Linked DNA regions of Mus musculus: region 1 is linked to region 2. A link is a loop called in an ENCODE intact Hi-C map of the cell type or tissue named here. Cell type or tissue: left cerebral cortex. All regions are shown on one strand. Links, peaks and the distances in the headings refer to the core of each region. The heading gives the core; the rest is flanking DNA. Region 1 has its middle 3.4 kb from the start of Acox2. Region 2 has its middle 20 kb from the start of Fam107a.

Region 1 (2,811 bases), core at 208-2,707, 67 kb after region 2:
CATCAGAGTGTGGTAAGCAGCATGATCCTGAAGAACCAATGAATCAAAGAGAAATTAAAAGATAAATTTCAAAAACATTGAGATAAATGAAAGCAGACATACGAAATTTTAAAAAATTAAGAGTTGAGACAACAGTTCTAAGAGTGAAATGTTCTGTAATATGTGCCTAAATCAGAAAAGAAGAATAATCTCACAAAAGAAGAAAAGTCTCAAATAAGTAACTTTACTCCTCAGAAAATAAGAAAAGAGCCACAAATTCAGAACAAATTTTATAAAAGGGTGAAATAAACAACTTGAGAACAAAAATAAAATATAGAAAAATAAAAAAGATAAGCATAACTAAAAGTTATTTTTTGGAAATGACAGAATTGACAATGTTGGCCAGATTATGAAAAGAGAAACTTTAATCAGTACCATCCAGGACTCCAAGTGGAACAGCAGCTAAACAGAATTTAAAGAGAATACAATAATGGTTCTGAAATTTCACTAAGAATGCATATTTATTAAATTCAGTTTTCTTTAAATAAAACTTCAGACCAGAAAGAAAAGAAAGAGAGGGAAGGAAGAAAAGAAGGAAAGAAAAGAGAAAGAAAGAAAGAAAGAAAGAAAGAAAGAAAGAAAGAAAGAAAGAAAGAAAGGAAGGAAGGAAGGAAGGAAGGAAGGAAGGAAGGAAGAGTGCGCGAACAAGGGAGGGAGGGAGGGAGGAGGGAGGGAGGAAGGAAGGGAAAGGAAGGAAGAAGGCAGGCAAGGAAGGACAGAAGGAAGGAAAGGGAAGGAAGGAAGGAAGGAAGGAAGGAAGGAAGAAAGAAAGAGAGAGAGAGAGAGAGAGAAAGAGAGAGAGAAGGCGGGAGGGAGGGAAGGAAAGATGGAAGAAGGCAGGCAAGGGAGGAAGGAAGGAAGGAGGGAAGGAAGGAAGGAAAGATAGGAGAAACTCCAAGTATGCAAACTCACAAATGAAAAAGGAGACATGACAAATGAGTCGGCAGGCGTAGGAAGGGTCACAGGAGACTATGACAAACAAATGGAGACCAACAAGTTGGATAACCTAAAAGTAATGAAAATGTTTATAGAAGCAACATACCAAGGCTGAGTCGTGAATAAACAGAAAATCTCAACAAACTAGTAACAAGTGGGGATACTCAGTCAGGAATCAAAGCCAGCAGATGTGGTGGCACACACTTGCAAACTACAAAGTAAGGCCACACAACAAGTGCCTTAGGGTCTGAACTCACTGATGAATGTTGACAAATATTTTATAGTATTACACTGTGGAGGCAACAGTAATTGTTAAAACTCAGCATGACCTAGAGTCACCTAGGAAGCAGGCCTCCAGGAACACCTGCGAGGGAGATTATCTTGATTATGTTGGCCTCTGAATCCATAATGAGGGTTAGTTTGATATGAATTAAGGTAGAAACCTACCCTAAGAGGAGCTGGCACCATCTCCTGGGCTGCACTACAAACTACAATCAACAAACAGGACCTCATGAGACTGAAAAGCTTCTATATGGCAAAGGATGCCATCATTCAGACAAAGCTACAAAATGGAAAATGATTTTCACCAACTATACATACAACAGGGGGTTAATAACCAAGATATATATTATAAAACTCAAAAAATTAACATCAAGAAGACAAGCAAACTAAAAAATAGGATACAAATCTGAATAGAGAATTCCCAAAAGAGGAAACTCAAATGGCTGAGAAGTACTTATGGAAATGTTTAACGTCCTTAGTCACTACAGAAATGCAAATCAAAACTGCTTTGCGATTCCTCAGCTATGGTGAGGATGTGGAGTAGAGGGAACACTCATTTATTGTTGGTGGCAGTGAAAACTTGTACAGCCACTATGGAACATCAGTGTAGTTGTTCCTCAGAAGGATGGGAATCAATCTACCGCAAGATCTAGCGCTACCACGTGAGGTGGTTGGAAGGCACCCATAGACTCACAGGGAGTGGCATTATTGGAGGTGTGGCCTTATTGGGGAAAAAAATGTGTCACTGGAGATTGGGTGTTGAGGTTTCAGAAACTCGAGTCAATTCTAGTGGCTCACTGTCTTTTCCTACTTCCTGCCAATCTGGATCTACATCTGCCTCCCCAGCACGCTGTCTGCCTGTGTGCCACCATGCTTTCTGCCATGACATAATGGACTGAATCTTGAAACTTATATAAGCCAGCCCCAATTAATGTTTTCCTTTATAACAATCGCCTTGGCCATACTGTCAATTCACAGTAACAAAACCTTAATTAAGACATAGCTCTTGAGGATATACCCAAAGGATACCTCATCCTACCACAGAAGCCATTGTTCAGCCATGTTCATTGCTGCTCTTTTCATAATAGACAGAAATTGGAAACAACCTAGATATCCAATTAAAAATGTGGTAGACTTACATAGTGGAGTGTTACTCGATTGTTTAAAAAATAATAATAAAATCTTGAAATTTGCAGGTAAATAGATGGAAATTTAAAAAAAACACATCCTGAGTGAGGTAACCCAGAAAGACAAATGTGGTATATATTCACTTATATGTTGTTAGCTGTAAGTCATTGATGAGCAAGCTACAATCTTTAAACCACAAAGATGAGGTAGAAAGTAAAGAAGTAGTGGGGAGGGATGAATCTCTAGGAAGGGGAAATAAAACAGATAGTTATGGGTGGATGGGGTGGGAGGGACTAAAATGGGAGGATCAAATAGGGAGAAGGAAGGAAGAGGGGGCAAGGGAAGAAATTCAGGGTGGTCAGTTGAAAGTGCCATTTGAGGGGTTGTATGGAAACCTAATATAGTATAAGCTTCCTATAATATATA
Region 2 (2,811 bases), core at 100-2,599:
AAAAGTAGATGGTGCCTGTGGAATGGCACCTGAAGTTGTCCTCTGGCCTCTACATACATGCTCTCCCCACCCCCATACATGGACATTAGTTAAAAATACAGGAAAGAAAGTAGCCCCAAGAACCTATAGGGTGCCCACAGACCCATAAAGTCTTGCCTAGGGCGTAGGTGAGACCAGCTGAGATTCACCAAAGGTGAGCTCTTAGGAGAGTGAAGGTGGCCTTAGTGAAGGTGAGCTCTTAGGAGAGTGAAGGTGGCCCGTGTTACTCGAGGGCAGGCAGGGGAGGCAGACGCAGGATGTTTCCTCCCATCCACCCACCTGAGTCACCAGAAACGCTCTCCTTAGGGACACGGGGATGAGGCAGTTAGAGACCCCCCTCCTGTCCTGCTAAGATCAAATCCCTCAGGATTTTCAGAGGAGAAAGTTTGCCAGGAGCCAGTCACATCTGAAGGACTTGGGAACTAGCCAGAGCTTTACACACAAATCCTTCCCTAATAACAAGCAAAACCAGCCCCTGTATTAGACACGTGGGGAAGCAGACCAGGGACCCACAGAGAATTGCTTAGAGCTTTTACTACCTGCTGAGACCATGTGTAACCCTTTTCTCAGGAAAAGAACAGAATTCAGAATCTAAACAATGTCCAGGATAAGATCAGCTTCTTGTAGACAAACAGAGAAGTAAGATCATGGGACCTTTCACTACAAAAACAAAAACAAAAACAACACTAATGTCAAAATGACCCTGGGCCAGAGTCAGCACACAGAGTCTGAAGATTAAAGGCTGTGCTCACAAGACATAGCCTGGTGTTTGACACATCATAATTCCCAGTAAATGTCAGCTGTTGTTCCTCTAACTGCCTCACCTACTGAGTTCCTACTGACTGTACAGCAGGGCCCATGGGAAGCCAGCATGTGCAGTGATGAGCGAGGACCATCCTCTCTGCACTGACTCGCAGTATGGGTTCTTCAGCTCCTGCCTTGCTTGCCTCGTCTATGAAGTGGGGGTGCAGGCAGATCACCTCAGAGGGCCCTTTCTCTTGGGGAGTCTGAGTGTGCCTAGCATAGTCCAAGATAAGCTCTGAGCTAGAGCCAGTAAGAGGCAGTTAGAGACGGAATCAGATCTGCTGCCAACATGGGGATGTTCTTCTCTGGGTATAACAATGCTGGGCTGTGGGCTGAGCCTGAGCTCATTTTCCGAAGGAAACTTTCTGAAGAAATGTCTCCTAGCAACTGGCAGCACAAGCCCTTACAGAAGCACAAAGGCTTCCCTTCCTCAAAGCCCTCTTGGCAACCACTCATCTGAGGTGCGGCTGTGAAGAGGGCTAGTGCAAGGGCATCTGGTAGCTTGTAACACTGGGAGGACCTCTACCCACACCCGCCATTTCTTTTCCTTTTCAATAAGCAATCTAGCCTTGGTACAATGGCATGGCTTCAAGCCTGAACTCTAAACCCAGTCCTTATTAGCTGGCTGGCTTTAGGCAAATTACTTCAACCTCTTTAGGCAACGTGGACCACATTCTACAGTCCCACTTGTAAAATGTGAGTGTTAATTGTAGATGTATGTTCCACTCAGACCCTCTCCGCAAAGCCAGAACACCCATCCATCCCACTGCTGGCTCGCTTCACAGAGAAATTAGATCATGGCTGGTAGGGAGCACTGCATCCAATGGTGTTTGGGCTGGGCACACATCAGGGAACCCTCTTTCCAGAGTGCAATAGCCAATGACTAATGGTGGGGAGTATCGAAGTGCATTCCCGCTGCTTCAAGGGCATCAGTGCTGTGGCACCATACCTCTCTAGATTCTCCATGACTGAGGCTGTACTCACAGGACCCCACATCAGTTTCTCAACCGCCTCCCCTGCCATACATAATTGGTTCCCTGATTCTTTACTGGCCCCCTATAAGAACTGTCCTGCAATAAATCTTCTGCCCCAAGCCATTCCCATCCCAGACCCCTTCTCCTATCTCCCATCTCCTCCAAGCTACAGGGAGGATTCAGCAAAAGAATGCCAATGCCTACACATGGCAGATGCTCAGTAAGTTGGCACCATTACCATCCTTCCCCCCATAATTATCATAGTTAAGGCTGGGCCTGAGGCTCAGGATAGCCTTGGTGTGCAAGAAGGGTTGCATTTGGACTGGCTAACACAGTGAAGAAAGATTACCAGCCTCCTTGTATGCCTTACTTAATAGTAGTAAATTACTTTTCCAATAAAAGCAACAAAAGTTCAATCTTTAAAAAACTCAAAGAATGCAAAGAACTACAAATGAATTAATAAAAGAATAAAATCCCCCTACCACTTAAGTATAATTCCTGAAGAAATTTTAAATTATATCCTTCCAAATGATTTCTACATAGATATTTATATAATGTCGATATGCAGACACATATGTACATATAAACATGTATAACTGATACATATAATTGCATATATATGTGTGTAAGTGTAAATATATAAGCAATACCAAAATATATAGTATAACACTACAAATGTCATATACACAATTTTAGCCCCAACTGTACATTGTATAGAGGCCCCTATCTCAGAATATTTACTTTATTGACTATCTTTTTTTTGGTGTATGGGTATGTATGTATACATGTTTGTGTATGTTAGTGTTTATGTTTGGGTACATGTGTACACACATGTACAAAGACCAGAGGTCAACATCAAGCGTCTTCACCAATCACTGTCATCTTTTGAAACAGGGTCATTCATTAAATTCAACAATTTGGGCTATTCTGTCTGGCCAATGAGCTGCAGAGATCAGCTCATTCCCGCCCCCAGGGCTGAGGTTACAAATGCATG

What was found. A loop is a pair of places that touch in the nucleus more often than their neighbours do. Peaks named below come from ENCODE experiments on the same cell type or tissue, not always from the same donor. Only the 100,000 strongest peaks of a DNase experiment are listed, where the experiment ranks them.
Region 1: a loop joins it to region 2, with 2.1 times the contacts of the local background. A loop is called at or near these places in 13 of 42 quality-filtered maps.

Annotation. Positions count from the first base shown.
Region 1 is chr14:8,261,062-8,263,872 of GRCm38, reverse strand. No RefSeq gene overlaps it. Among named protein-coding and RNA genes, the nearest start is that of Acox2, 3.4 kb to the right of the region's middle. In left cerebral cortex, for the core only: a CTCF peak has its summit at 1,440 (motif pointing left); a DNase peak (open chromatin) is centred at 1,425.
Region 2 is chr14:8,328,160-8,330,970 of GRCm38, reverse strand. No RefSeq gene overlaps it. Among named protein-coding and RNA genes, the nearest start is that of Fam107a, 20 kb to the right of the region's middle. In left cerebral cortex, for the core only: no CTCF peak of the experiment used is centred there; a DNase peak (open chromatin) is centred at 1,165.